2 separate regions of the Homo sapiens genome follow, and region 2 is linked to region 1. Evidence: read pairs that join two places in POLR2A ChIA-PET (ENCODE). Cell type or tissue: PC-3. All regions are shown on one strand. Each heading gives the region's core, and the rest is flanking DNA. Links, peaks and the distances in the headings are about the cores only.

Region 1 (10,261 bases), core at 784-8,783:
GGGTCTTTCTGCTTCACCATCTTTAGCATAGAAGCCTTCCTTGTGCTCACTTGCTCATCTCATTCTCACAAAATAGCTGCTTCATATCTAGGCACCATCTCTCTATTCCCACAGGGGAAAGAGGGAAAGTGCCAAGGGTAACAGCGGAAACGTCTTCCTTTTTATTCAGGAAATGAGGGACTCCCCAAGGCTTCTGCTTATATTTCATTGGCTTGAGCTGAGCCGTACAACCATCACTAGTGGCAGGTAGTCTGGGATGTCAAGAAAGTAGCTTCCCAGTCTCTTTGGTTAGAAGGCAAAGGAGAAGATGGTGGGAATCGGTTTGCATCAGTCACTCTACACATTATCTGCTTTGTTAGGGCAGCATTATCTTAGTATTGTTACCAAGTTCAGGGTCTTTTCTGGGGTGATCAAGCATCCTGGGTCGCCTGGGACCAAGTGGTTTTCTGGGTTGTAGGACTTTGAGTGCTATAGCCTGGAAAGCCCTAGGAAAACCAGGATGGTTGGCCATCCTAGTCTTTCCCCATATCCTCTGTTGTCCAAAAATATGGAAGCAGGTCATTTCTTGACATAGGAGCTGCCTTGACTGGGCTTAAAAAGGCCTGAAAGGCAGCTTAATAATTTACAATGAGAAATAAATGATATTGGATCAGGGGAGGATACTGGAAGAAGAGCTCCATGGGATTTGCTTGGTGCTCGTGAGATTTTGACTGACAAGAGATCTTAGGGCTACTATATTACCCAAATTCAGGGGACTCTGTTCACTTTGCCAGCAGCCTGGGATTAATTCTGTAGTGCTAATGCCATTCTGAGAAGCCTTTCAATGAATCTGAGCTCAGGGTTCTTAGTCCCCCTGTTACTGAAGCTTCTCCCCAGACAGTGTCGTTTTTGTTTTTTCCTTCCTTTCTAAGCTTCTGGTGCTGACTAGTCTCCCCTTCTAATGGACAGTGTTTAGATACGTTATTGTCTAAAGGTAGATCTGGCCAGGCATGGTGGCTCACACCTGTAATCCCAGCACTTTGGGAGGCCAAAGCTGGCAGATCACCTGAGGTCAGGAGTTTGAGACCAGCCTGGCCAACACGGTGAAACCCCGTCTCTACTAAAAATACAAAAATTAGCTGGACATGGTGACAGGCACCTATAGCTGAGATCCATTGTGAGTGCCATTGCACTCTAGCCTGGGCGACAGAGTGAGACTCCATCTCAAAAAATAATAATAAAAATAAAGGTAGATTAAAAAAAAAGAGACATAATTTGCGTTATCGTAAAATTTACTTTTTTAAAGTGTGTAATTCAGTGGTTTTTAGTATGTTCACAAAGTCATTCACCACTGTCTAATTCCAGAACATTTTTCTTACCCCAAAATGAAATCCTATACCCATTAGCATCACTGCCCATTTCCTGCTTCCTTTAGACTGTGGCAACCACTCATCTATTTTCTGTCTCTATAACTTTGCGTATTTTAGACATGTCATATAAATGGAATCCTATGGTATGTGGCCTTTTTTAAAAATCACTGGCTTCTTTCACTGAGCATAATTTTTCAAGTTCTTTTAAGCTGTAGTATGTATCAGTACTTCATTCTTTATAACTGCCAAATAATAGTTCTTTGTATGGATATACCACATTTTATTTCATTCATTCATTAGACATTGATGGTTCTACTTTCTGGCTATTATGAGTAGTAGTACTATGAACATTTGTGTACATATTTTTGTGTGGACACGTTTTTACTTCTCTTGGCTGTATACCTAGCAGTGGAATTGCTGGTCTTCAGGTGTGTCTTACTGATGTTTTTTTTTGAGATGGAGTTTTGGTCTGTCGCCTGGGCTGAAGTGCAGTGGCGCAATCTCGGCTCACTGCAACCTCCACCTCCCAGGCTCAAGCAATTCTCCTGCCTCAGCCTCCCAAGTAACTGGGATTACAGGCGCACGCCACCATGCCCAGCTAATTGTTGTATTTTTAGTAGAGACGGGGTTTCACCATGTTGGCCAGGCTGGTCTCGAACTCCTGGGCTCAAGCAATCCTCCTGCCTTGGCCTCCCAAAGTGTTGGGATTACAGGCGTGAGCCACTGTTCCTGGCCTTATCTTACTCTCTCTTTTTTTTTTTGAGACGGACTCTCACTCTGTCTTCCATGCTGGAGTGCAGTGGTGCAGTCTTGGCTCACTGCAACCTCCACCTCCCAGGTTCAAGCCATTATCCTACCTCAGCCTCTGGAGTAGCTGGGACTACAGGTGCAGCTAATTTTTGTCATTTTAGTAGAGATGGGGTTTCACCATATTGGTCAGGCTGGTCTCCATCTCCTGACCTCAGGGGATCCGCCTGCCTCGGCCTCCCAAAGTGCTGGGATTATAGGTGTGAGCCACTGTGCCCAACCATCTTTAAGCCTCCTTAAGGAGGCTGTGTCTCTAACATGCCCTGTTGGTTTTATAGTTGGACTCTCACTGGACAGCCTCGTTTTTCTAAGATTTGGGGGTTATAAGGATCAGAGTTGTCCCCAGTTGGCTCCTTTCACCTCGTCCATAAGGTTGTTGTGAGGCTTCACTGAGGTAATCTGTATAAAGTAAGGTGCTGGCCTGTACCCTGTACATCACTCAGTAGTGGTGATTTCACTGCCCTTTGCCTCCTGCCTTTGGCTTCTGGCTATCTCCAAACACCCCATGCCTTCTGTGCTCCACCCTCTGTTGAAACACAGGAATCTAAAACCATTCATTGATACTTTTTGAGTGATTATACTGAAAACAATTGCATGTTGTCTCATGCAGAATTTTCGTGTTAAACCCTGTGTTGCAAGGATGCCATTAACCAGCACACAGATGGCGGTGGAGATTGATTGATTGAGATGGGGTTTCGCTGTGTTGCCCAGGCTGGAGTGCAGTGGTGTAATCGTAGTTCACTGTAACTTTGAACTCCTGGACTCCAGTGATCCTCCTGTGTCAGTTTTCCAAGTAACTGGGACTACAGTCTCATGTCACTGTGCCTGGCTAATTTTTAAAATTATTTTATAGAGCTGGGGTCTCGCTATGTTGCCTAGGCTCTTCTCAAACTCCTGGCCTCAAAGCGATCCTCCTGCCTCAGCCTCCCAAAGTGTTGGGATTACCAGCGTGAACCACCACACTTGGCTGGGGATGGAGTTTTAGACACCAGAGGCTTCCTTCCGAGGTTGACCTAGAAAGCACCCTTGGTGGGTGCCATGGGATGGGGGAATACAGTCAAAAGGAACCTGCTCTTCCCGCTGCGCCTCCACCTGAGGTGGATGTGTCTGCTGGGGCTGCTGGAGTCTCCATCTTCCACTTTAACTTCACTTAAGAGCTGAAAGCTCTGCCCCTTCTTCAAGATTTTCCCTGCTGTCTCCCCTTCCCTGCTCAACCAGAGATTCCTCTTATTCTTCCTCTTGCTATTAGTATTAATCTGGCTCACTGACTCTTTTCCTTAACCTCATCCTAAAACTGTCTGATGCATATTTTATATTTTCTTGCATGTTTGACTTTTAGTTAGTATTTTACAGTAATTTCGTTCTGCAGCCATCCTCTTATCTGATACCCTGGAACTCATTCCTGTGCCTATCAGTTCTCACCTCTGGTAATTAAACTTTGTAAAAAAGAAATGTGACATTTGGACATATTCTCTTATTAGTAAAGGTATTATTGTGTATGAGACTAATGCTGTGCATCTATAATAAGTTGTTTCACCTTGTGAATACTAATGTAATTTGGAAATAAACCTTTCTTTGTTAAAGACTTTTTCTACATGGGCCACGTTTTTCCAGACCTATTTCCTAATAATTTGTGGTTTTTAAAGGTATGTCAATAGAGATGCTGTAGCCAGCATGGCTGGATTCTGTTAGATAAACATTTTGTGAGATTGCTTACCTTAAACAATTGTCTTTAAAAGTTAATTTCTTCCCTAATGTGTCAGTAAGGAAATTCTATAGTATTTAAGAAGCCTGATAAAGTCCAGTTAAAACATTTTGCATTGCTCTTTAAACATCTTTTCTGAGGGTTGATGTGTTCGTGTTTGTTTGGTTCACATAGTTTCTTCTGAATTTTAAGAAAGCTTTGTCAGAATCAGTAACTTGCCTATAGTGTATTTTTCATGACCATATGGCTTTCTTCATCAAAAACAGCTAAGTAAAAATTTCAGTGAATAATAGTATATATATATGGGAATGTATTCCTCATCATTTGTATGCTCTTGAGAGAGTGACTCATGTACTGTTTTCTATTGAGTTCCCGAAAGTTTATAAAGAGATGACAAACAATTGGCTATGGGATTGAAATAATGCACATGTAAAATGGAAGGGAAAACATGGAAACAGTTTCTTCCTTTGTTCTTCCCTTACCTTGATGAAATTTTTACCACTTAACGTTTTTCAGTAAAGTCAAGGTCAGTATCAGAGCCTAGTACGGTTCTGCTTGCCGCTGTCTGAGGATTACCTGTCTTATTACAGAATGTACATGCTCCCAGAGGAGAAGATACAGTTTGATTTCAGGATGACAAACAGCTCTTCTGGGACAATAGTGTCAAGTATAAAAGGATTATAAAGGTTTTAGGACCATGGGATGGTTTGAAGGGGAAAGGGTGAAATGACAGTTAAGGTTGGCATCACCGAGGTCCCAGTTGTTGGCTGCCCCCTACTTCTCCTGTTCCCCTCTGGCAGTATTTTACAGATGTATTTCCTTTGACCTTTCCTTTAGTAGGAAGTTGTAGGCTTTAAGATCCAGCAGAAAAAAATTATGAGCCATTTGTGACCCTCTTGAGCAGTCCTTCAGGTAGAACACATTTCATAAGAGCTAGTGAATGGTCTTGGGTAATTAAAGCTCACTTTATGATTATACAGTGTGGTGGCCAGCCCAGAGGGAACATCACAAATACACATTATGAATGTATAGAATTGAGACTTTATACCTGGAGACTGTTGGATGACCTGGTCCTCTGCCCCCAGGCCTACCCTTCTGCCCATCCTCATCCAATTCTGTTTTGATTTTTAAAAAGTATGTGCTTCTTAGCCCTCTCATTGCTTCACTGTGAGGGGAAAAACTTTTCTATTGAGGTGCTGAAGCTGTGCTTTCCAGGACTCATACTTATGTGCTGTTGAATGAGTCTCAGTGCTCCTAGGAGTCTATAAAAGGAATAGAAGACTTCTTTTCTCTAACTCCCTTATGGTTTGTATTTTATCTGCTAAGAGACACTGGCATTTCATGGAGATGGGAGAGAAAAAGACACAGCCTACTTAGACAGTTCCTTTATTCCAACATATATACTCACTTCACATATTCATAGACACCTTCCACCTAGCATCAAATTCTGAACTCATAGAAGACTTAGGTGTTTTTGGTTTTGTATGCATAGCTTTTGAAATCCCTGGGTTGAAAATTTTCTAGGTGTTGTTTGTATGCTCTAGTCAAGCCCAGGACATAAAGGGTTATGTTAAAATTACTTTCCTTAGTGACTATTAACCAGAAATTTTATCTGTCAGGAGAAAGGATTCATGCAACTCTAAGAATGCATTGCCCTCTGCATAGGCTATTAGCTTTGGCAACCGAAGATAGATGAGACTTAGGCTGTGTTTAAATTTTTCATTGTGATGAGACAAATCTATTATTATAAAAGCCCTACTTTATCAGTGAGAGTGTTTCCTTATGTTGTTTTAATTAAAGGAGCAGTGTGTTTTTAAATTTAATTATGGTACCTTGAAGATCTGATACTAGCTGTAAGCTAAGGATTCTTTGGGTTTTCAAGATTTTTTTTTTGGAGACGGAGTTTCACTCTGTTGCCCAGGCTGGAGTGCAGTGGCGTGATCTGGGCTCACTGCAACACCTGCTTCCTGGTTTCAAGTGATTCTTCTGCCTCAGCCTCCCAGGTAGCTGGGATTACAGGTGCGGGCCACCATGCCCGGCTGATTTTTTGTATTTTTAGTAGAGACAGGTTTCACCATGTTGGTCAGGCTGGTCTCGAATTCCTGACCTCAAATGATCTGCCATCTTCAGCCTCCCAAAATGCTGGGATTACAGGCGTGAGCTACAGTGCCCAGCCAGTTTTCAAGATTTTTAATGCATTTGGAGCAGCGCTATCCTAAAGAACCTTCTTTGATGATGGAAATTTTCTCTATCTGCACCATCCAATATGGTCTGGTAACCACCAGCCACATGTGGCTATTGAGCACTTAAAATGTGGCTGAGACTGAGAAACTAAAATTTTAATTTTCTTGAAAATGTAAATTAATTAATTAATTAATTTATTTATTTATTTAGAGACAAGGTCTTGCTCTGTTACCCAGGCCGGAGTGCAGTGGTGCAATCATAGTTCACTGCAGCCTCGACCTCCTGGGCTCAAGTGATTCTCCTGCCTTAGCCTTCTGAGTAGCTGGGATTACAGGCATGTACCACCATACCTGGCTAATTAAAAAAAAAAAATTTTGTAGATATGGGGTCTCTCTATGTTGCCCAAGCTGGTCTGGACTCCAGGCCTCAGCCTCCCAAAGGAGAAAATGTAAATTTATATAGTCGCATGTGATTAGTGGTTATTGTGTTGGACAGCACAGATTTAGAATCTGAGGAAACTCTCCATTTAGTATAATGCCATCTGAAGCTCTTAACCAGTTGAGGCTGGTTAAATCTGAAGTTGATATTGGATAATATTGCTATTAGGCCAATGAGAGATTTCTTTAATAAAGATGCAAGTTTATCAAACTTAAATATGCTAGATATGAACTTTGGGAAGGCAAAAATTAATTCCAGAAATAATTCCAATATAATTAATTGAACAAATATTTAGAAAATGTTATCTAGGATAAAGAAGTGTAGTAAATATTGTGGAGGACTCAGAGGTGAGTGGGACTTAGGTGAGGCTGCCTATTTTGAGTCCTGCTGGGGAGGCCTTGAAAGGTCAAGGAGAAGTTCTTTTTTTTTTTTTTTTGAGATGGAGTCTTGCTCTGTCACCAGGCTGGAGTGCAGTGGCACGATCTCAGCTCACTGCAACCTCTGCCTCCCAGGTTCAAGCGATTCTACTGCCTCAGCCTCCCGAGTAGCTGGGACTACAGGTGCACGCCACCACATCCAGCTAATTTTTTGTATTTTTAGTGGAGACAGGGTTTCACCATGTTGGCCAGGATGGTCTTGATCTCTTGACCTTGTGATCCTCCCACCTTGGCCTCCCAATGTCCTGGGATTACAGGTGTGAGCCACTGCGCCCGGCCAGGGGAAGCTCTTTCTAAGGGAGTAGCTTAGAGCACAGAATGCCAACTGGGTTATCATCAGGCTGTAAACAGTAGGATTTCAGTTTGTGCAAGCACGATGGTTGGGGCTGTAACAGGAGAAGGGGGAGCTGTTTACATCAGGGGAACATTAGGTTACATTTGGCTCTGACAGGCAAGATTAATTTTGTCTGAGAGAAGGTTGAGGTGGGATTGGAATTTTCCCAGGTATGCCCTGCGATGTTCTGCTGAGTTTCATGTGTGTTGGAGCAGGCCTCTCAGGCCATCACAGTTCTGGGAGATGGACTTTCCAAAGATTGGGAAGCTGGAGGCAGGGACACCTGGACACAGAGCCTTCTTCACCCCCACCTGCATCCCAGGTGAGGAGGAATTCTTGAAAATGCCGAGTTTGACTCACCAACCAGGAGTATCTAATGTATATAAATATTCCTTTAAACGTAAGTATAGTGATGAGTAGATAAGCCAGAGTATTTAAAAGCCACAGCAAAGATTCAGCTTCCTCTCCGCTCCCCCGTGCCCCACATCTGGGAGGACCCCACCTGAGCTTGGTGTTATAGTTGGCTGATGCTCTTAGGTGGAAACCCAGGGGCAAAGGACAAGCCACAGAAACATAGGCTGCATCTGCTCCTACTCTGTACTTCCACCTTACCTGCCCATTAAGTGCTATGTTCTTGACTAAATAATTCATGTATCGCAGAGAGGGAAGGTATGTGTTCCCACCAACCTCTGACCCATCCATAACCCAGTGTATTACACTGACCCAGGAACCAGAGCTCACTTCACCCTGCTTGGAGTCAGGGAACTCGGAACCTAACTGTCCTGGGCCCTCTTTCTGGTAGTTGGGTGAGTCCTGAGGGCCTGATACGTGAGGTTTGGACAGGCTGGGCAGTAGGTTATGGCATATCTTGTAAGGGAGACCATGTCAGCAGTGGGGAGCAGAATGCAGAGGAATCAAAGACCTGATCTCATAGTGCAGGTGTGAAGGGAGAAGAGCCAGCCTTTCTCCACCGTCTCTCTGGGGACAGGGGACTGTCTCGCAGGGACTACACCTTGGCATTTGGGCATGTCAGACCAGGATCTAGTCATCAGAGTTACCCAATGCCCTGGGGTTGGTTTCTACCAGGTCAGGGATGCAGTTCTGCAGGCAGTATGTTACATCTGAGACTACAGGAGAGAGGGGTGGGGTGACAGTCTTTCCATAGGGTGTCCAGACACTCCTGGCCCAGGGACTGAGCCATGGATAGTGGGATGCTTGCCTCTCTGTGTGGCAGGGCTTTCGTCTCTGTTTTTTGTTTTTGAGATGGAGTCTTGCTCTGTTGCTCAGGCTGGAGTGTAGTGGCGCAATCTTGGCTCACTGCAACCTCTGCCTCCTGGGTTCAAGCAATTCTGCCTCAGCCTCCTGAGTAGCTGAGATTACAGGCACATGCCACCATGCCCAGCTAATTTTTGTATTTTTAGTAGAGATGGGGTTTTACCATGTTGGCCAGGCTGGTCCTGAACTCCTGACCTCAGGTGATCCACCTGCCTCAGCCTCCCAAAGTGCTGAGATTACAAGTGTGAGCCACCATGCCCAGCCTGGTCTCTGGTTTTGAGCCATGATGTCAGGCTGACCAGGCTGGCACATTTAGCCTGGAATGGGTTAGGCTTCTGGCTTTGATGTTAAGAAAGGAAACTAGTGCCAAGTGCAGTGGCTCCTGCCCATAATCTCAAGACTTTGGGAGGCTAAGCCAGGAGGATTGCTTGAGCCTAGGAGTTTGAGACCAGCCTGGGCAACATAGCAAGACCCCACCTCAAAAAAAAAAAAGGTAGTTTGGTGTGGGGCATGCGCCTATAATTCCAGTGCTTTGGGCTGAGGCACTTTGGGGAGATTGAGACTGCAGTAAGCTATGATTGTGCCACTGCAGCCCAGCCTGGTTGACAGAGTGAGATCCTGTCTGGAAAAAAAAAGAGAACTGGCTGGTCCTTCCTGAAATAGTGCCCACAGGCTGGCAGAGCACTGACTGACACCTGCCTCTTTCAGAGGTGGGGTCAGGATAGCTGTATGGAAATTCTCCAATGTGTGGGTTGTAGGAGTGTATCTCATATCCCTTCAAGCACTGCCAGGCCAGAACCCAGTGGAGTTTGCAAAGAATGGGTTTCTTGTTAGAAGAAAGTATTACGTACATGTAAGTAATCTTGGGTATAGCTGGGAAGTGATGAATAAATTTGACCATTAAAAGATTGTAATGTCTGTATCACCAAAGACAAAATCACAAATATAATTAAAAAACAAATAACAGACTAGGAGAAAATAGACCATGTGCAATACACAAAGGATAAATACAGAGTATATAAAGAAGCTTCTGCATATTAATAAGAAAACACTAGAATAAATGGGCAAAAGATATAAAAAGGCATTGACAGAAAGGGAACAAATGGCCAATAAATACAAAGAGATGCTTAACTTCATTAATAATTAGTGAATTACACATTAAAGCAACTAGATATGATTTTATCCCATCAGATTGGCAGAAATTAAAGAGAATAATATTCTTTGGCGGCAATGAGAAAAAATGGGTGTACTTTCATATTCTGAGCATATAAATTGTTCAGACCTTTTTGGAGAAGGTAGTTTGGCTGTATCTTTGAAAATAAAATCACATACTTTTAATTTGGTAATTTTGTGTCTAGTGAAATACACCTGAACACATGCTCATTCCAGCACTGGAATGGTGAAATATTGGAATGATTAAATGTACAGTGGTACAGCCAGCATATAGAATGCGATACCTAAAAAGTGTGTAAGAGTGTGGTATAGATCTTTATGCAGCTGATGTGGGAGGCTCTCTCAGATACGTTTTTAGTGAGAAAAAATATAAAATTATTACATTTATATTTGTAAACCTCAAAATTTATATGTATTTGTAAATTCTAAAACATGCTTTTCAGATTTTTTAACATTTCTGAAATCAGCGTATCTAACAATTGGTGACATAGTTTACTAATTTAAACTCTTGGTGAAGCATAGTGCACATTACAAGTGATAAGATCTTAGATTTGATGAA
Region 2 (10,261 bases), core at 685-8,684, 110 kb before region 1:
GGCATACTCCTAAGTTAGGTTTTCAATCTTGTCTACCTATTAAATTAGGTTGCAGTTCATCCACAAGGACTTACATATAGAAGTATGGAGTCCTTCTCAGGCCATATTTAGTTTCCTTTAATAGAACTGAAGGAATTTCACTTTCCATAGGACACAGCATCTCAGCCCTTGAGAAGGGGAAGGACAGGGAGAATCAGAAATTCTTGTATGCCAAGCAAATGGCCAGTGTATTAGGTGAAGAAAGTGCTGAATGAGAAGTAATGTTTCCCAAAAGATGGTTCCCAAGATCATACTAAAGGATTCACAAAACAATATTTTTTATTTCGAATATTAATATGCTTAGTTCAATCAATAAAGGCAAGTGACAGTGGTTTTTCTATTTATAATATTGATATAAAATTTCCCTTTTGGGCTGGGCACGGTGGCTCACACCTGTAATCCCAGCATTTTGGGAGGTTGAGGTGGGCAGATCACCTGAGGTCGGGAGTTGGAGACCAGCTTGACCAACATGGGGAAACCTTGTCTCTACTAAAAATACAAGATTAGCCGGGCATAGTGGCACATGCCTGTAATCCCAGCTACTCGGGAGGCTGAAGCAGAAGAATTGCTTGTAACTGGGAGGCAGATGTTGCAGTGAGCTGAGATGGAGCCATTGCCCTCCAGCCTGGGCAACAAGAGTGAAATTCCATCTCAAAAAAAGTAAATAAATAAATAAATAATAAAAATTTCCCTTTTGATTACATTTAAGTAAAACAGCAAGTTTCTTTAAATAATTTTTTTTTTTTAGACAGAGTTTCACTCCTGTTGCCCAGGCTGGAGTGCAATGGCACAATCTCGGCTCACCGCAACCTCCTCCTACTGGGTTCAAGCGATTCTCCTGCCTCAGCCTCCCAAGTAGATGGGATTACAGGCATGCACCACCACACCTGGCTAATTTTTTTTTTGGTATTTTTAGTAAAGACGGGGTTTCTCCATGTTGGTCAGGCTGGTCTCGAACTCCCGACCTCAGATGATCCGCCCACCTCAGCCTCCCAAATTGCTGGGATTACAGGCGTAAGCCACCATGCCCAGCCTAAATAAAATTTTTAATTTTTTAAATTAAATTTAATTTAAAAAACTTCTTTAGAGACAGAGTCTTGCTCTGTTTCCTAGGCTAGAGTACAGTAGCATCATCATAGCTCTTGTTGTAGTCTAGAACTCCTGGGCCCAAGTTATCCTCCTGCCTTAGCCTCCTGAGTAGCTGGGACTATAGCCACATGCCACCATACCTGGCTAATTTTAAAAAATTTTTTTGTAGAGACTATAACTGTCCATGGAGTTCTCCTTGCCCACTGCCTAGACAGAGCCAATTTATCAAGACAGGTTAATTGCAATAGAGAAAGAGTTTAATTCATGCAGAGCCAGCTACATGAAAGATTGGAGTTTTATTATTATTCAAATAAGTGTCCCTGAGAATTCAGGGATTAGAATTTTTAATAATTTGGTGGGTAGGGGACCAGTGAGTTGGGAGCACTGATTGGTTGGCTCAGAGATGAAATCACAGGGAGTCAAAGCTGTCCTCTTATGCTGAGTCAGTTCCTGGGTGGGGTCACAGGACTGATTGGCAGGTCCAGGTGGGACCATCAGGCTGTCAGAAATGCAAAAACCTGAAGAGACATTTTAAAAGGCCAATCCTAGCTTCTACCATGTTATCTTCAAGAGTAATTGGAGAAGTTGCAAATCTTATGATCTCTGGAATAATGGCTAGTATTATTTAGAATTCAAGTCCCTCTCATCCTTACTTGGTGGCCTTTCATTAGTTTTACAAGAACAGTTTAGTTTTAGGGAAAGGCTATTATTTAAACTATAAACTAAATTTCTCCCAAAGTGAGTTTGGCCCATGCCCAGGAATGAGCAGATAGCCAACCCGTGAGGCTAGAAACAAGGTGGAGTTGGTTAGGTCAGATCTCTTTCAACTGTCATAACTTCCTCAGTTATAATTCTTTTGCAAAGGCAGTTTCAAGACAGGGCCTCGCTGTTTTACCCAGGCTGGTCCTGAACTCCTGAGATCAAGCGATCATCCCAAAGTGTTGGGATTATAGGCATGAATCACTGCGTCCAGTCATTTTTTAAAACTATATATATATATATATATTTTAATGAGACAGGGTCTTTCTCTGTTGCCTAGGCAGAGTGCATTAGTGCAATTATGGCTCACTGAAGCCTCTACTGGCAGGCTCAAGAGATCCTCTCGCCTCGGCTTCCTGAGTAGCTGGAACTACAGTCATGCTCCACTACACCCAGCTAATTTTCTTTTTTGGAGTGATGTTGCCCAGGATGGTCTTGAACTCCTGGACACAAGCAATCAAAAAACGCTGGGATTACAAGCATAGGCCACTGCACCTAGCCTTTTTTTTTTTTTTTTTTTCGTTTTTTTGTGTGTGTGTGTGAAGGGGGTTCTCACTCTGTCACTCAGGCTAAAATGCAGTGGTGTGATAATGGCTCACTGCGGCCTCGATCTCCCCAGGCCCAGGCGATCTTCCCACCTCAGCCTGCTGAGTAGCTGGGACCACAGGTGCATGCCACCAGTCCTGGCTAATTTTTGTATTTTCAGTAGAGACCTGACTTTGTTGGCCAGGTTGGTCTTGAACACCCGAGCTCAAGTGATCCACCTGCCCCAGCCTCTCAAGGCTGAAGTGATCCACCTGCCCCATGCTTTGGATTACAGGCATGAGCCACCATGCCTGGCCATTTTTTGTTTTGTTTTGTTTTGTTTTGTTTTTTGAGACTGGGTCTGGCTCAGTTGCCCAGGCTGGATTGCAGTGGTTTGATTATGGCTCACTGCAGCCTCTGCCTCTGGGGCTCAAGCCGTCTTCCCACTTCAGCCTCCTGAGTAACTGGGATTACAGGCATGAACCATCATCACATTCAGTTAATTTTTGTCTGTTTTATAGAGATGGGATTTCACCATGTTGCCGAGGCTGGTCTCAAACTCCTAGCCTCATGTGATCCACCCGCCTCGGCCTGCCAACCAAATGTGTTGGGATTACAGGCATGAGCCACCTTGCCAGGCCTTGAAATTTAGTTTCTAGTTTAAATGATAATTAATAACCCTTCCCAAAAACTAAGCTGCCTTCATAAAACTAGTGAAAGGCCACCAGGTTAGGAGGGTGAGAGGGGCGTGAATTCTGCTAAGATGTAGGTATAAATAATTTTTTTTTTTGAGACAGAATCTTGCTGTGTCGCCCAGGCTGGAGTGCAGTGGCATGATCTCAGCTCACTGCAACCTCCGCCTCCTGGGTTCAAGCGATTCTCCTGCCTCAGCCTCCCAAGTAGCTGAGACTACAGGCACCCGCCCCCACACTGGGCTAATTTTTGTATTTTTAGTAGAGATGGGGTTTCACTATGCTGGCCGGGCTGGTATTGAACTCCTGACCTCGTGATCCACCTGCCTCAGCCTCCGAAAGTGCTGGGATTACAGGCGTGAGTCATCAAGCCTGGCCAATTTTTTGTTTTTTTTTTTTTAGTCAGGATCTCACTCTGCTGCCCAGGCTGGAGTGCAGTGGCTTAATCATGGCTCACTGCGGCCTTGAGCTCCCCAGGCTCAAGCAATTCTCCCACCACAGCCTTCTGAGAAGAGGGACTACAGACACATACCACCACACCTGGCTAACCTTTGTACTTTTTGTAGAGATGGGGTCTTGCTATGTTGCCCAAGCTGGTCTTGAACACCTGAGATAAACCATCTGCCCACCCCCGCAGCTTCCCAAAGTGCTGACATTACAGGTGTGAGACATTGAGCCAGGCCAAATGATTTTATTTTGTTTTTTTTGAGACAGAGTCTTGCTCTGTTGCCCAGGCTGGAGTGCAGTGGCACAATCTCAGCTCATTGCAACCTCTGCCTCCTGAGTTCAAGCGATTTTCCTGCCTCAGCCTCCTGAGTAGCTGGGATTACAGGTCCACCACCACACCTGGCTAATTTTCATATTTTTAATAGAAACAGGGTTTTGCCATGTTGGCCAAGCTGGTCTCGAACTCCTGACCTCAAGTGATCCACGTCCCTCAGCCTTGCAAAGTGCTGGGATTACAGGCGTGATCCACTGCACTCGGCCAAATGATTTTTTATTGTTCCAAAGATCATAAGATTTAGAACTTCCCCAATGACTCTTGTAATTAACATTGGTATTGTAGAATCTTTTGAGATGTCTTTTGCATTTCTGATGACCAGATGGTCCCACCGGACTGCCTGACCAGGGCAAGTGGCCACTTTGGTGGCTACCACTTAGAAGCAGGGTCAGCACAGAATGAACATTTTCCACACCCATATGACTGCATCCCCAACCAATCAGCATGCCCCTACTCCGTAGCCCCCTACCCGCTATCCTTGAAAAACCCTAGCCTTCAAATTTTTGAAGAGATTGCCTTGAGTAGTGTAGTGTGGCTGGCCTTGCCTCAATAAACTCTTTCTTTACTGCAATGCCATGGTCTCAGTGCATTGATTTTGTCTGTGCAGCAGGCGGGAAGAACTCACTGGGCAGTTACATTTTGATATACATATACATAGTGAAATGGCTACTACAGTCAAAAAAATTAACATATCCATCACTGTGATGCTGTGAAATACATATATATTTTGTCTTGTGAACCCCAGAAATCTGAGACAGGTCTATTAATTTAGAAAGTTTATTTTGCCAAGATTGAGGACACGCACCCGTAACACAGCCTCAGGAGGTTCTGATGACATGTGCCCAAGGTGGTTAGAGCACAGTTTGGTTTTATACATTTTAGGGAGACATGAGACATCAATCAACATATGTAAAATGAACATTGGTTCAGTCTGGAAAGGCAGGACAACTCACAGCAAAGGTGAGAGAGGGGGCTTCCAGGTCATAGGTACATAAGAGACAAATGGTTGCATTCTTTTGAGTTTCTGATTAGCTTCTTCAAGGGGGGCAATCAGATATGCATTTATCTCAGTGAGCAGAAGGGTGACTTTGAATAAAATGGGAGGCAGGTTGGCCCTAAGCAGTTCCCAGCTTGACTTTTCCCTTTAGCTTAGTGATTTAGAAGCCCCAAGATTTATTTTTCTTTCACATTTCCCCCCCTTTTCTTTTCAAAAATCTTCTGGAGAAAGCATTTTAGAAGAAAATGAGTCTCTAGTCTCAGGTTTTGTCTGATTTCTCATGGCTAGGATGGTTTATTCCTAGATGGGTAGGTCCCAAGTTAAATGGGTTAAGAAAGCTCATTTTTTAGCAGGTTGTGAAGTCTCATGTCCTATGAAGAGAAAATAGGGAGAGGAAGAGAGAAAAACAACAAAAAACAAAAGAACAATCCTGGAAAATCAATATAGGCCACATTACTCTGAAGCCCATACATCAGTAGGCAGGTACGAAAGTGGCTTATGTATATATATAAAATCGGTTGCTGTTATTTTCTTCTAAAGTTTAAGTTATCCAGCTTCAGTTCACAGGGCTTTACAAAAGCACAGCTTAGTTTCTGGTGACTCCAAATTAGGAAAAATGGGAAAAAAGAAGGAAAAAAAAATTGAAAGCATTATTTTGCAGACTTGTAGCCAAGAAAAAAAAATTAGAATTCAGTCCAAACTGTAGAAAATAATAAAAATTGAAAAACATTAGGCAAGACCAGAATCTAACAACAGGTATACTATAGTTTTTGAAACATAATTTTTCTTTCTCCAGTTTCTCATTTTTACTAAAGATAAATCATGGTAGGACTAATTTGCTTTATTGTACTTGGCCTGATTATTGGTATACAGTGCAACAAGAATAATTATTTTCTTTTATGTAGGCTTTTAAATGGGCTTTGATGGAACTTTGTTCCATAGAAAGAATCTTAGATAAGATTTTAAAAGCCAAGCCCAGCAATGGATTTGTACCATCAAATACCTATGAGTTGGGTGAATTCCTCTCCTCTAGAGGTTCCAAGACAAACTTGGGTCTCCTGGGCCTGTCAGAAAGTGACATTCTTTACTTCGCACAGGTCAGGAACCCTGTACAGCGACTGTGGAGACAAGACATGAGACCAGTTTTCTCAAGGGGCTTTTATTGGCTCCATAAGTCAAGTTTGGTTCCTTAAAGGCAAGCACACCATTCCAGTCAAAGCTTTGGTAAAACAACCAGTTTCTTCAATTGTGTCCTGTTACAAATGAAAACAGATTCTTATGGCACTTATGCAAATAACTGCATTGCTGTAAGTTAAGAATACTCACAAATAGTTTCAAAATTCTGTAGAAATCAGGTAGAGAGAAAAAAATATGCTCCAAATTTTGTTTATAGGAGTATACTAAATTGCTAAAAAGCCATCAATAGCTCCAAAGGAGTTTTCTTGACTCTGAAAAAATTAAGGATTAGCAACATTTTAAGCAAAAAGTCAAAAAATTACTTCAGTTTTCTATTACTTCAGTCCATACAGTTAATTCCTATTCTGCTTGATATTCATGAATATTTCAGCTCTCCATGAGTCCTACAGTTTTTCCTCTATTCTGATGTCACAATCTTCAAAGTTATCAGAAACCTTCATTCAAGAGCACCTGTTTGAGTTTCATAGCTGGTGGTTTTATAAAACCACCATCTAAAAAGGACCAAAACAACAATTGTCCGTGGATGACAAAAGTTTTAAAGATAATAATACTGATTCTTGCAAAATACAGTAATTAAGAAAATTAGCTGGGCACAGTGGCTCATGCCTGTAATCCCAGCACTTTGGGAGGCCGAGGCGGGTAGGTCACAAGGTCAGGAGTTTGAGACCAGTCTGACCAACATGGAGAAACCCCGTCTCTACTAAAAATACAAAAAAATTAGCTGGGCATGGTGACATATGCCTGTAATCTCAGCTACTCAGGAAGCTGAGGCAAGAGAACCACTTGAACCCAGGAGGCAGAGGTTGCAGTGAGCCGAGATCCCGTCACTGCACTAGGGCCTGGGTGACAGAGTGAGACTCCATCTCAAAAAAGAAAAAAGAAAATTAATCCTTTATCACAAACCCTTGTAGCAGAGTACATCTCCCCGTATATACCAGCATTGTACCTAGGGTGGGTGCATTCCTCCTCTTACTTTCAGGAATGTCCTGAAGTCACTATAGCTATGGAGTAGCTGTTCTTTCACCACTTCACTTTCTTAATAAACTTGCTTTTGCTTTGTACGGCGGGCTTGCCCTGAATTCTTTCTTGTATGAGATCCAATAACCCTCTCTTGGGGTCTGGATTGGGACCCCTTTCCTGTAACATATTTCTGGCGACCACACAAGGGACTATAGTGCAGAAACCCTGACCCAATGGCTACCTTTGGGTAAGTGTTGGGGTTCTGTAACATCTTTCTGGTGAACCTGAAGGGACGATACTGAAGAAACCCTCCAATCCAAAGAAATAGACTGCAGCACTGATTGGGTAACTTTGGGTAAGTGGTGGGGTACCTGGGTAAAGAATGGGATTGGGTTAGAGGCCCAACTTAGGGGAGTTAGAGTCTCTCCTAAGACAGAGTGGGTTAGAAACCCTTCTTAATAAAAGGCAAGGATGCTTGACCAACCTCAGGTTAGAGGCCTGACTTAGGAGGGTTAGAGTCCCTTCTATGATTTGGGGGTTAGAGGTCCCTCTCAGTAAAGTCCCTCTTGGCTAAAAATGTGTTTGGCACCGCAGGCTATGCTCTTTGTATTAATCTGCCTTGTCTTCTTTGCTGCATAAATCAATTTCTTAATTGCTGTGTCTGTTTCACTGTCATTTTCAGCAGACTTTATTTAACTAGTTTTAGGAATTTTAACTTACTCTTTTCCTAAGCGCCTCCCAATTTCCATCCGTCTGCTTGTGATCGAGAAGCACTACGATGAAAATCAGGGGAATTTTATCCTTGCTGTTTCGTTTCACACTAAAAAATCTTCTTTCCTTTCTTGGATTTGGGCAAACTGGCTTTGCTTGTCCAATCCACACTGCTGCTATTGCCCAGACCTGTTTGCTCTGGTCATTCCCATCTAAATCCTCTTCATTTCCCTTTCCTTATTTGACATTTTTGTCGAAGTCCATGTTGTGGTTTATCTAAGATTCATGGCTCGGCTCACTTATGTTATCTGGAAAATGTGAATAAGAGAATTCAATTTTCGGCAGGGATCCCCTCATTAATGCAGCTGGCCTTAATAACCTCTCTTTTTAGTGGAACTCTGCCAGTGGCAATACACTCTCGCAGGCTTGGAACTTTTCTTTCAACATCACCTGCCTCCTTCATGGGAACCATGGCATTGATTCCAAAGAACGCACCACTAGGATGCATTATTGAACATTGGGACCAGTTTAAACTGAATGGGCTTAAGAAGAGAAAACTGGTCGGTTTTTTTTTTTTTTTTTTTTTGAGACGGAGTTTTGTTCTTGTTGCCCATGCTGGAGTACAATGGTGCAATCTCAGCTCACCGCAAACTCCACCTCCTGGGTTCAAGCAATTCTCCTGCCTCAGCCTCCTGAATAGCTGGGATTATAGGCATACACCACCACGCCCAGCTAATTTTCGTATTTTTAGTAGAGACAGGGTTTCACCGTGTTGGTTAGGCTGGTCTCGAACTCCTGACCTCAGGTGGTCCACCCTCCTCGGCCTCCCAAAGTGTTGGGATTACAGGTGTGAGGCACCACGCCCAGTGAAAACTGGTGTTTCTGTGTAATACTGTTTAGCCTCAGTATTATTTGGAAAAACAAGAGAAATGGCCTCCTACTGGAACTATGGCCTTTAATACTATACTTCAACTTATTTTTTTTTGTAAACGGGAGGGAAAATGGTATGAAATACCATATGTTCAAGCATTTTTGCAGCTCAGTCAGGATAAAACCCTGCAGCAGGCATGTGCATGTTTGATGAAAGGAAAAGAAGAAAAAGAGGTAGTCATACTAGATGATCCTTTAATGCAAAACCCCCGGGTTCAGCGGGGAGTTTTGGGTGGAGCAGAACTTCCTTCCATCAGCTGTGAAGGTTCAGATGTGTCAGTCCTTTCTCCCTTCAGTCCACCTGAAAGTTCTATTGAGAACCCTTCGTCCTCTCCTCCTTACAAGTCTAGTCCCATTCTATACCCACCACTCCCTGAGGAACTTAGCCCAGTGAGGACTACTCATAGCGGAGCCTCCCATCAACCTCCAAAGGGAAATCTTTGTCCACTTAGAGAGGTGGCAAATGGGGAAGAATGCACTGTGAGAGTACATGTCCCCTTTTCTATGTCTGATTTGGTTCTATGTAAAGAGAAGTTTGGTCATTTCTCTGAAGATCCAGGAAAATTCATAGATGAGTTTAAGAAGTTAACTCTGACCTATAGTTTAACTTGGCAGGATCTTCTTGTTGTGTTGTCTCTGTGTTGTACAGTGAAAGACAATCAACACATTCTGGGGACAGCTAGGACCCATGGAGATGAGGTATTGGCTCACAACCCAAACCATAATATATATCAGGCAGGAGGTATAGCAGTTCCAGATCAAGATCCAGAGTGGAACTACTGTAAGGTACATGGATGTGCTTTGGTCAACAATAGGCTGAGGCGGACATCTGGGCCAAAGTAACTCAGCAAGTTTAGGGTGCAGGCGCATACTCCGCTTGTTATATAACCTGTTTGTGTAAGTTCATACTTGCCTTGGAGCCACTATTGTCTGTGAAAGGTGTAACTGCCCTGTTAACACTGTACAGGCACTCTTGGGCACGACTTGACATGGCTCTCATGCAGGCACGCTGGCACCCAGAGAGAGAGAGAGAAAGAACCAGAGCTGTCTGTCTTGCAGACAGAGGGGAGCCAGGGCACAGCTTGGCATGGCACAGCACGGCTTGTGCTCGTGCCCAAAGAGAGAAAGAGTTAAGCTGCTGACCCTGAAGTCAAGGAAGGGCTGGCCACACAGCTGTGTGTGGGAGCGGCCAGCTCAAGCAGCCGAGACAAGGTGGACAGTGTAAGTAAGCTGCTGAAGTGTAAGAGCTAGTCTGAGAAAGCTGCTCATGAGAGAGCTGCTGAATAAAACTACATTTCACCTGCTTATGGCCCGTCGAATGTTCTTTCAGTTCCCTATCCCCTGTCCACTCACTCCCCTCGGACCTCAGATGGATCTGGAACCTGGCCCTGGGCATGACATTTGGCGTAGTCGTGAACCTAACAACTATCAAAGGGGTAGTGAGGACTTGGGAAGGAGAGATCATATGGTCACTTGTTTGTTGGAAGGGATTAAGAAATGTATGAAAAAGCCGGTTAACTATGAAAAGGTTAAGGAAGTTTCTCAGGGCAAAGAGATAAGAATCCAGCTTTTGTTGAGGCA

The links. ChIA-PET counts read pairs that join two places held together with the same protein. Peaks named below come from ENCODE experiments on the same cell type or tissue, not always from the same donor. Only the 100,000 strongest peaks of a DNase experiment are listed, where the experiment ranks them.
Region 2: POLR2A ChIA-PET joins it to region 1 with 10 read pairs; 3 of 35 experiments call an interaction of 5 or more read pairs at or near these places.

Annotation. Positions count from the first base shown.
Region 1 is chr10:74,878,832-74,889,092 of GRCh38, forward strand. All of the region lies in intron 3 of KAT6B (lysine acetyltransferase 6B), which reads left to right. Among named protein-coding and RNA genes, the nearest start is that of KAT6B, 57 kb to the left of the region's middle. In PC-3, for the core only: no CTCF peak of the experiment used is centred there; DNase peaks (open chromatin) are centred at 1,440 and 4,220; H3K27ac peaks cover 917 bases.
Region 2 is chr10:74,769,035-74,779,295 of GRCh38, forward strand. No RefSeq gene overlaps it. Among named protein-coding and RNA genes, the nearest start is that of KAT6B, 52 kb to the right of the region's middle. In PC-3, for the core only: a CTCF peak has its summit at 2,232; no DNase peak of the experiment used is centred there.